Linked DNA regions of Homo sapiens: all the other regions are linked to region 2. Evidence: chromatin contacts called from ENCODE Hi-C or POLR2A ChIA-PET data. All regions are on one chromosome and are shown on one strand. Each heading gives the region's core, a stretch centred on a gene start or an enhancer-like site at or near the end of the contact. The rest is flanking DNA. Distances are from core to core; before and after follow the strand shown. Region 1 holds the start of RMDN3 (regulator of microtubule dynamics 3). Region 2 holds the start of MAPKBP1 (mitogen-activated protein kinase binding protein 1). Region 3 holds the start of RPUSD2 (RNA pseudouridine synthase domain containing 2).

Region 1 (3,077 bases), core at 377-2,876, 1.0 Mb after region 2:
AAGAGTGGGCAGTCCAGTGGTGTAGACAGAGTAGAAAGCAAATAATCACAGAACAGAGTGTAATGGGTCTGGTGCGGTGGCTCACGCCTGTAATCCCAGCACTTTGGGAGACTGAGGCAAGCAGATTACTTGAGGTGAGGAGTTCGAGACCAGCCTGACCAACATGTAGAAATCCGGTATCTACTGAAAATACAAAAAGTAGCCAGGCGTGGGGGTGCAAGCCTGTAATTCCAGCTACTCCGGAGGCTGAGGCAGGAGAATTGCTTGAACCCAGGGGCGGGGGAGGAGGTTGCAGTGAGCCGAGATCGCACCACTGCATTCCAGCATGGGCGAAAAGAGCGAAACTCCGTCTAAAAAAAAAAAAAAAGTATAATGGAGGCAATAGAGCCACAGGAGCAAAGCAGGGTGAAAAGCTTAATTTCACCAAGGTGGTGATCTGGGAAGGTTTCCAGAGGAAATTTTTATTTCCTCCAAAATAAAGTGTATATATATATATATACTTTATATATATATAAATATATTTTTTGTTGTTGTTGTTTTTGTTTATTTGTTTTGAGAGGAGGCCTCACTCTGTTGCCCAAGCTGGAGTACAGTGGCGAGATCTCGGCTCACTGCAACCTCTGCCTCCTGGGTTCAAGCAATTCTCCTGCCTCAGCCTCCCGAGTAGCTGGGATTACAGGCGTGCACCACCATGCCCAGCTAATTTTTGTACTTTTAGTAGAGACGGAGTTTCGCCAGGTTGGCCTGGGTGGCCTCGATATCCTGACTTCTGTTGCCCAGAGTGATCATGGCTCACTGCAGCCTCGACGACCTGGGCTCAAGTGATCCTCCCATCTCAGCCCCCAGAGTATCTGTGACTACAGTCACGTGCCACCACGGCCGGCCTCCTGTATTCTTATATGTATACAATATCTCACAATTAAAGGGTAAATAAATATAAGATCTAGTCAAGGGTATTGGGAGGACTGGCCTAGATATTTCTTTCACTAAACTAAATTTTAACTCTTAAGAAATGTTCACAATAAAATTGTTATCATAGTCCATAAAATCGGTCTTTTTAGTTGCCACAATTATAAGAAGTTGCATACAATTACAAGAGTAAAACAGAATTATAAGACAGCACGTTAGGTTTAAGATTTATGGCCGGGTGCGGCGGCTCACGCACTTTGGGAGCCCGAGGCGGGCGGATCGCACTTTGAGAGACCAGGAGAGCGGGACCCAGTCTCTACAAAATAAAAATAAAAATAAAATGTGGGGAGAGCGTGACGTTTTCCAGGTACAGAGGGGAGGTCCAGGCAGAAGCGCAGGTAGAAAGTGTGAATATGCTGAGCGTATTCCGGGAGCAGCAAGTTAAGCCGGTGTGACCGGAGGGAAATGGAGGCCTGGCTGCCGGACGGTGAGGGTGACTGCGCGAGCGTCCGCCCAAGAAGTCTCCCTGCCTTCCCGCCTTTCCCCTGTCTTGGGCCCCTTCTTGCTTTCCTTTCGCGCTCTGTGCTGACTCCGCCCCTCCGGCGGCGCCCGTGGCCCCGCCCCTGAGGGAAACAGACAAGGGGCGGGGCCGGCGCGGTCATCTCTCTGCGCCTTCCCGCAGGGCGCCGAGCACCTGGCGCCGCCTGCCTGACGTCACGGTCACTGACAGCGTGAGCCCGCGGCGGCTGCTGCCATGGTGGCTGGCGGCCGGGTAAGGGTCTGAGTGGATCTCCTGCCAGGCCAGAGCGCCTTCGGGGGCCGCGGCGGAAGGCCAGGAGTTTGCAGCCAGGGCGCCGGGTTTGTGGTCTGCAGTGTCGTGAGGCTGAGGTGGGGGTTGAAGGCCCAGAAGCCGGACTCTGTGACCCGGGTCGGGGGGTGTACTGGAGGGGCGGCTACGTCCAGGCTGGGTGAGAAGAGAGGCAGTGGGGCCCAGGAGGCTGGAGGAAGCCTTAGGGTTCAGACTGGGGTGCACGTAGTCGAGAGCTCAGGGTTTGGGCAAGGGGATACCTGCCGGGGTTCAGCCTTGAGGGTGGGTTTACCGGGTTCACGAATCTCTCTCTCTCCTTACCCCCGCCCGCCCGCCCGCCTGCCTGCTCCCGGTGACTTCTGCTGGCCGCAGGTGCAGCATGTCTAGACTGGGAGCCCTGGGTGGTGCCCGTGCCGGGCTGGGACTGTTGCTGGGTACCGCCGCCGGCCTTGGATTCCTGTGCCTCCTTTACAGCCAGCGATGGAAACGGACCCAGCGTCATGGCCGCAGCCAGAGCCTGCCCAACTCCCTGGACTATACGCAGACTTCAGATCCCGGACGCCACGGTAGGAGCCCGTCTCCTGAGACCGCGGTCACTGCAGACTAATGGGCCTGAGGTCTGGGCTGCTTTCGGTGGAGACTGTGGGACAGGGTAACGGAGAGAAGTGCTTTAGGGTTTCACTTTTTTGGAAGCTTGTTGAAAAAGCAGTCGTCGGGCTGGGCGCGGTGGCTCACGCCTGTAATCCCAGCACTTTGGGAGGCCGAGGCGGGCGGATCACCTGAGGTCAGGAGTTCAAGACCAGCCTGGCCAACGTTCAACCAGATGTCAACATGGTGAAACCCCATCTCTACTAAAAATACAAAAATTAGCCGGGCGTGGTGGCGCGGCCTGTAGTCCCAGCTACTGGGGAGGCTGAGGCACGAGAATCGCTTGAACCTGGTAGGCGGAGGCCGCAGTGAGCTGAGGTTGCGCCACTGCACTCCAGCCTGGGTGACAGAGTGGGACTCTGTCTCAAAAAAAAAAAAAAAAAAAAAGCAGTCGTGGTTTTCTCTACTCTTTCGCCTGTACTCACAAGAAAGTATATTTCAAAAAGACTGTTTAACTTTCACTTTTAGTTCTGGCCACAATAGTGCTATGTGGGTATTAAAGGCACTTGCTTAGTGTTGGGTGAGGTGTGTAATAAGTAGAGGAAGAGTCCAAAAGAGGGCAAAAAGAATAATCTTGTAGGGATTAAAAGTCTTGAGGCTTATGTATTAAATCATATATTAGAATTTGAAGACAACTTGGCAACTATCAAGACAACTTGGCAACTATCTCATTCAAGTTTTTTTTTCTTTTTATCCCTCCTATGAGGAAACC
Region 2 (2,792 bases), core at 100-2,599:
TGACTAGGTGTTTTAGCATATTTCTTTCTGCCACTACAGTCTTACATAACCCCAGCTGTTACGTTAACACCTGCAGCTACATTAGTCACAGCTTAGCCCTTCACAAGGTATGTGTTCCTACTGTCCTCTCCCAAGAAGGGAAACTGAGTCATAGCATATCAACTGGCTTCCCAAGCACATGCTTAGTGTATAGTGAGGCCACAATTGAACCCAGGTGGTCTTCCTACTATTCACCTTTTCTCATGGATGAATCTCAGCATGCCCACCCCTGCTGCTCTTTTTCCTTCAACCTAAAACCAAATCATTGCCTGCAGAGATCATATGTGATCCTTTAGAGTCAACAAGGGCTTCTAGTTATCTTTCCCAAGAAACAGGAAGGTTAACGAGGAACATGGAGCAGGAGAGGGTGGGTTTGGAAAGAGGTGGATCCCAACAGGACTCACCTTGGAGCTGAGGTCCTCTCGTCGGTTTCCTGCCTTACTCCTGCGCAGTTTGATGGATGGAGATCTCAACAGATTCTTGATCCGGCTGGTAATGGTTGACCCTTCCACAGCCATTATGACGAGAAACCCTTTGGGACAGTCCCCGGCCCAGTCCTGGGTCTTGTCTCAACAGCGGCACTGTCTTCCCACTCCAGAGGGCTTCCCAGTATGCCCTCTCACTGACCTGAGATGGCAGAAGCCACCTTAGTATCACAGTGTCTTACCTTCTGCCTAGCGAAGTCTGCAGCTTTTACCTCTGGGTATTGCTCTCACCATTTCCCTCATCCCCACCTTCTAGCCCTGCACAGTTTCTTACAACGTCGGAAGGAAAGGCTCACGAAAAAGGGGGGGAAAATCCTAAGCCACGAAGAAATGCCAGGCCCACGCCCGCCAGAGGCGTTTAACTGGCGAGATGGATGGGATGGGCCCCAGTTGGTCTCGTGGACGATCTGGTTCCCGTTAATGCCCAACTGTTCCCATGGCAACTGTAGTGTCCAAGGGAGGAGGCCGCCGAGACCACCAGGGATTTCCGCAGGCCTGGACACCTGCGCTAGCGCCGGCGGGGACGCGGCGGGGCTCGCCGTAGCCCACAACTCGTTCTGCCACGGGAGCCTCCCTCCCCCACTCCCTATCCTCCAGAGCTCGCTCTCCGCCCTCCACAGCGGCTCTGGACCTTTATCTTTCACCCGCCTCTGAGGCCCCTGCTACTCGTCAGCGCCCCCGTTCGGGCCCAGCCTCACCAGCCTCGGCGAGCTAAGGCCACCCCGCTCACAGCGCCCTCGGGCATCGCGTTCGGCAATTTCAGCTCCGCCGCGGTAGCCGCAGCGGTAGAGGCAGCAGCAGGAGCTATGGTGGCACGATCGGCTCAAAACGCGAACTACCGCCTGGGCCAAGCCGCGGGCTGGGTGGGCGGAGCCGACGCGAGGGGCGCGGCCTGTAGTCAGGAGAGCGCTTCCAGAGTGGACGAGCAAGGTTTACGGGGGCGGAGCCAATGAAAGGGCCCAGGAAGCAGACGGCTTGGGACTAGGGAACCACGGAATCCGCACAATTGCGGGTACCGCTTTTAGAGGAAGGTCAACAGAACATGGCTTCAGAATTGAGAGAACCAAGCCTTTTATGGTATTATCAGGCCTGGTCCCCCATGGAACTGCACTTCCCAGAGCCCCAAGACGATAACCACGCCTCCAGGGTGTTAAGGTTGTCATCTGATAGGCCCGAGGGACCGTAGCTGAAACTCCTAGCTCAGAATTACAAGACTGAGCTACAGCCTAAAAGCTCTGCTCCCAGCGACCACAAGTGTTGAGATTTAAAGCGACTGAAGTAGTTTCTGCTCGCAGCCAGTCCGGCACGTAGACTCAACGTGGAAAGGATTATTCTGAGTAATGCAATTTAATAGCTAAGAACAGTATTTTTGCACTGGGCAACCTGGTCATCATGAAAGGGGAAAGGGTGGCCTTGAACAGAGCTTTGGGCGTGCGGGGGAAAGAGAAGTGAATATGCTATGTTATAATACTTTAGGTTTCATGGCTTCTTTAGCCTCCAACATCCCATTGTGCTTCCTCACCTAAAGCTGACCAGGACTTTGTTGCTCCAGATCTTTTCCTCATTCCATTTACTTATGAATCCTTTTATCTAGGGCTGTTCCTTGCTGAGGTCACTGTCGAGCTTGCTGATACTAGATCGAGGGGTAGTTTTCTAACTCATGTCGGGGGAGGCAGAGGGAATACACGGAAATGTTACATGAAATAGTATTTCCTGAGTATTCTCCACTTGACTACTACCACAAGAAATCACCTTATGAAAAAGCCTAAGCCAGAGACTTGGGTCCCAAGGGAATAGTACACTGGTGTGTCCGTCTCACCCTATCCAGATCTTTTGAATCCCTGTGGAGATGACATGTGTCTGCAAGAGGGAAGAACCTCTAACAAATTATTATACCTTATGAAAAAGCCTAAGCCAAAGACAAGGGACCCAAGGGAGTACTACACTGGTGTGTCTGTCTCACCCTATCCAGATCTTTTGAAACCCTGTGGAGATGACATGTGATAACAAGAGGGAAGAACCCCTAAACTCATTGCTTGTGTACAACGGTGAGCCTTTAGAGCCAAGTGGCAAAGCACATATTTTCTTGTGTATACTGTAGCCACGTACTGAAAATTAGATTTGTAAAGCTCACAAGTTGACATGGAGATGATGGATGTCACCTCCTGGAGACCAACTGGCAATAGCACGTGGCCTTCTTCCCTTCAACCATGCACTGCAAATATTATGAAACAGAAAATACGATTTTCAAATTTATTTCCCAAGTCT
Region 3 (2,919 bases), core at 168-2,667, 1.2 Mb after region 2:
ATGGAACAAGTTACTCCAAAACCATCCATTCCCCAAATGCTGTAATCGCCTTTTCTCCACTCACAACCATGGTAAACTAGTGTTACTGAGAGGTAAACAGTGTTACTTCTGACAGGGGTGTCTGGTACCTCATAGATGTGATGGAATTTTAAAGGAGTCAAAGCACTGGGCTAAACAATTCTAGTCTCTATCCCTGACATCTCATAACTCTATGTTAAATAGTTTAAGTAGTAGTTATAGGAACATAGGCTTTGGTAGTGGCACTGTTGATAGCCTTACCCCTGTGAGTTTCCTTAGTTTCCTCAGAGGTAAAATGGAGTGGCAATACCTACTTCACAAGGCTGTCATTAGAATTAGTGGACATACAATGTTTAACTTTGTGCCCAGCACACAGTAAAGAGACATAAATGATAGCCCCTATTATTACTATTTGCACAGAGATCTACAACGCAGGGTAAAGTGATCAGTGCCCTTGCCACAAGACGGTGTTTAAAGGAATTATGAAAATTCCAACTTCTGTCCCTTGGAAACAAGGAAGCTGCCTTGAGGAAGAGGATAAACAGGCTGAGTCCTGAAGCACAGACACCCTGGCCACTTGCGGAGGTGGGAAACGGGCTAAAATAGTGTTCCAAATGAAAGCGAGAACGCTTTAGAATTGCCATGATTTTAATCCAGTACCTATGCTTTACTAAGACTAAAAAACAAAACAAAACAAAACAAAACCCGGCCCCTTTTCCTCGCCCGCTTCTGGCCAGCCCCATCAGGACTCCACCTTGAGCACGATGTTGAGGTCCTGCACCGGCTTCTCGTTGAGTTGCAGGCGGCCCGCCCGGACCGCGGCCTCATAGTAGGCCAGGGGCTGAGCTCGGAACTCGGTACTGAAGACGTGCAGCAAGCTGTGGCCCACCCAGCGACCTTTGCAGTAGGTCCGGAAGTCAAAGTAATAGGGCCGCACCTTACGCAGGCCGCCCTCGAAGTAATAACTGGTTTCTGCAAAGTGCTCATCTCCGAAGCTCACCCCGGTCCGCCGCTTCTTCGGGGGCGGCACGACACGCTCCCTGGTTGCGCCCCGCCGCTTCTTATGCTTGCCCGGGCCTGGGGCTGCAGCCGAGGGATGCTCCCCGCCTACTGGGGCCGGCTCCACTTCCCGGCCAGCCGGCTTCGGGGGCCCGGGGGACAGCTCAACCTTCGCGTCGCCACCAGCGTCACCGTTTTGCTGATGCGAAGCCCTCAGCCCGCCCTCTGTCCCAACCTGGGTAGACACTGTTTCTGCCATTGGGCCCTTATCGCCACTCCAAGTCCTGGTAAAGCTAGGGCGCCTAAGGTCGTAGCGCCAATGTCCAAGAACCCTGAGCCATCCGCGGCGGTCCAGCCACATAACCACGCTGCCCCCACTCCACTCCCAGGGTCGCGATCTGAGGACGTCACTCGGCCCCAGCGAATCAGGGAGGCCCAGTCCCGAGGCGGGGTCTGCGATAAGTGAGCGAATGAGTGAGCTGCTCGAATTAAATTAGGTGAATTGAGTGAGCTTAGAGATGAGAGACTGTAAATGTCTCACCAAAAGTGACCTTACTCAGACGTCTTCCTATTAGGGAGATACGACGTTATTTATAAAGGAAACCCTTGGAATTGCTCCGTGTAAAGGCCATGACAGGAGTAGGTCGTGTAAATTCCGAGTAGTCCCTTGGGTCTGAAGAAACGCTTGAAAGGAGCTTTATTTAAGACAAAACAAAAACTAACAACCAGAATAAAGATTGCTAAACTCTGCGAATATACTAAAACCCACTGTATTCTATATTTTAAAAGGGTCAATATTATAGTATGTGACTTGTATCTCAGTAAGATTGTTATATATGTATTTAAAACACACACAAGCACCCCAGAAGCAATGTGTTCACACCTGTGTTTCCCCCTAACAGCATGAGAAGGATTAGTGATCCCCATTCGCCTCCCACATGCTTCCATCCTGAGATTAAAACTGCAAATAGATCAGAGGATATATGGCGAGGGTTCTTAAGTGCAAAATAAACCAACTCTGGCTAATTTCATCAGAGATAGAATTATGGAAAGTATATTAGTGCCTCATAGAATTCACAAGACAACTGGAGACTAGGCTCAGAAAAAGGGCCAAATCAAGGGAAACCAAGCCTTTTGAGAGCCTGGCTTCAGACATGTCAGGGAAGAAACCCAGTTGGGATGCAGTAGACACAAGAAACTATGTTGTGCCAAAGGACTCTTTTTCCTGCAGCCCTGCCACCCCTTGGAGACCCCTAAATCTCCCTGTGTCTCTGTGTCCCTCTTCCAAGGTTAAGAGTCCTGCAGGGGAGGACTTCCATCAGCCAAACCTCATTGCTCTGAGCCCTCACTTCCAGGGTGCCTGGAGATGGAAGAATTTAACCCTCTTTTTTTTTTTTTTTTTTTTTTTTTTTGAGACGGAGTCTTGCTCTGTCGCCCAGGCTGGAGTGCAGTGGAGCGATTTCACCTCACTGCAACCTCCGCCTCCTGAGTTCAAGCCATTCTTCTGCCTCAGCCTCCTGAGTGGCTGGGACTACAGGCACGCACCACCACGCCTGGCTAATTTTTATATTATGAGTGCTGGGATTACAGGCGTAAGCCACCGCGCCCGGCCAAGAATCTAACCCTCTTTGGTATCCAGAGTGGGATTCTTCCAAATAAGGAGGCATTTCAATGTTAGTTTGCCAAAAAAAAAAAAAAAAAAAAGACAGTCTAATTCTTATCCTAGGCATTTGTATTCTGGAGAGGAGAAAGGGAAATCTTTTTTAGCTAAATTCCTTCTTCAAGTCATTAGTCTCACCAAACTAACTGAGGGACTGCAGCTGAGGTATCCACAGCTGCAGAACTCCATATGCTGAAAAGTCTGATTCCTGACTACCTCCAGAAATAAGAGGTAGAATTCTC

Evidence for each region. A loop is a pair of places that touch in the nucleus more often than their neighbours do. ChIA-PET counts read pairs that join two places held with the same protein, here RNA polymerase II (POLR2A). Pooled maps may share reads with other maps.
Region 1: a pooled map shows a loop between it and region 2 (6-fold over the local background). The contact joins the promoter of RMDN3 here to the promoter of MAPKBP1 in region 2. A Hi-C loop is called at or near these places in 4 of 50 pooled maps.
Region 3: a loop to region 2 is called in a map of natural killer cell, with 12 times the contacts of the local background. The contact joins the promoter of RPUSD2 here to the promoter of MAPKBP1 in region 2. A Hi-C loop is called at or near these places in 1 of 168 maps with a recorded cell type or tissue (natural killer cell) and 4 of 50 pooled maps. POLR2A ChIA-PET finds 5 or more read pairs at or near these places in 1 of 52 experiments (PC-9).

What each region holds. Positions count from the first base shown.
Region 1 is chr15:40,753,803-40,756,879 of GRCh38, reverse strand. It overlaps RMDN3 (regulator of microtubule dynamics 3), which reads left to right and starts at 1,626. Exons shown (of 13, transcript NM_018145.3): 1 at 1,626-1,797; 2 at 2,090-2,283. The coding sequence starts at 2,097. RefSeq lists enhancers at 1,166-1,275, 1,366-1,485, 1,696-1,905 and a silencer at 2,021-2,235.
Region 2 is chr15:41,773,041-41,775,832 of GRCh38, reverse strand. It overlaps MAPKBP1 (mitogen-activated protein kinase binding protein 1), which reads right to left and starts at 1,349. Exons shown (of 31, transcript NM_014994.3): 1 at 1,223-1,349; 2 at 444-666. The coding sequence starts at 557. RefSeq lists an enhancer at 1,853-1,902.
Region 3 is chr15:40,567,797-40,570,715 of GRCh38, reverse strand. It overlaps RPUSD2 (RNA pseudouridine synthase domain containing 2), which reads right to left and starts at 1,417. Exons shown (of 3, transcript NM_152260.3): 1 at 773-1,417. The coding sequence starts at 1,378. RefSeq lists enhancers at 786-835, 585-1,084, 1,146-1,475.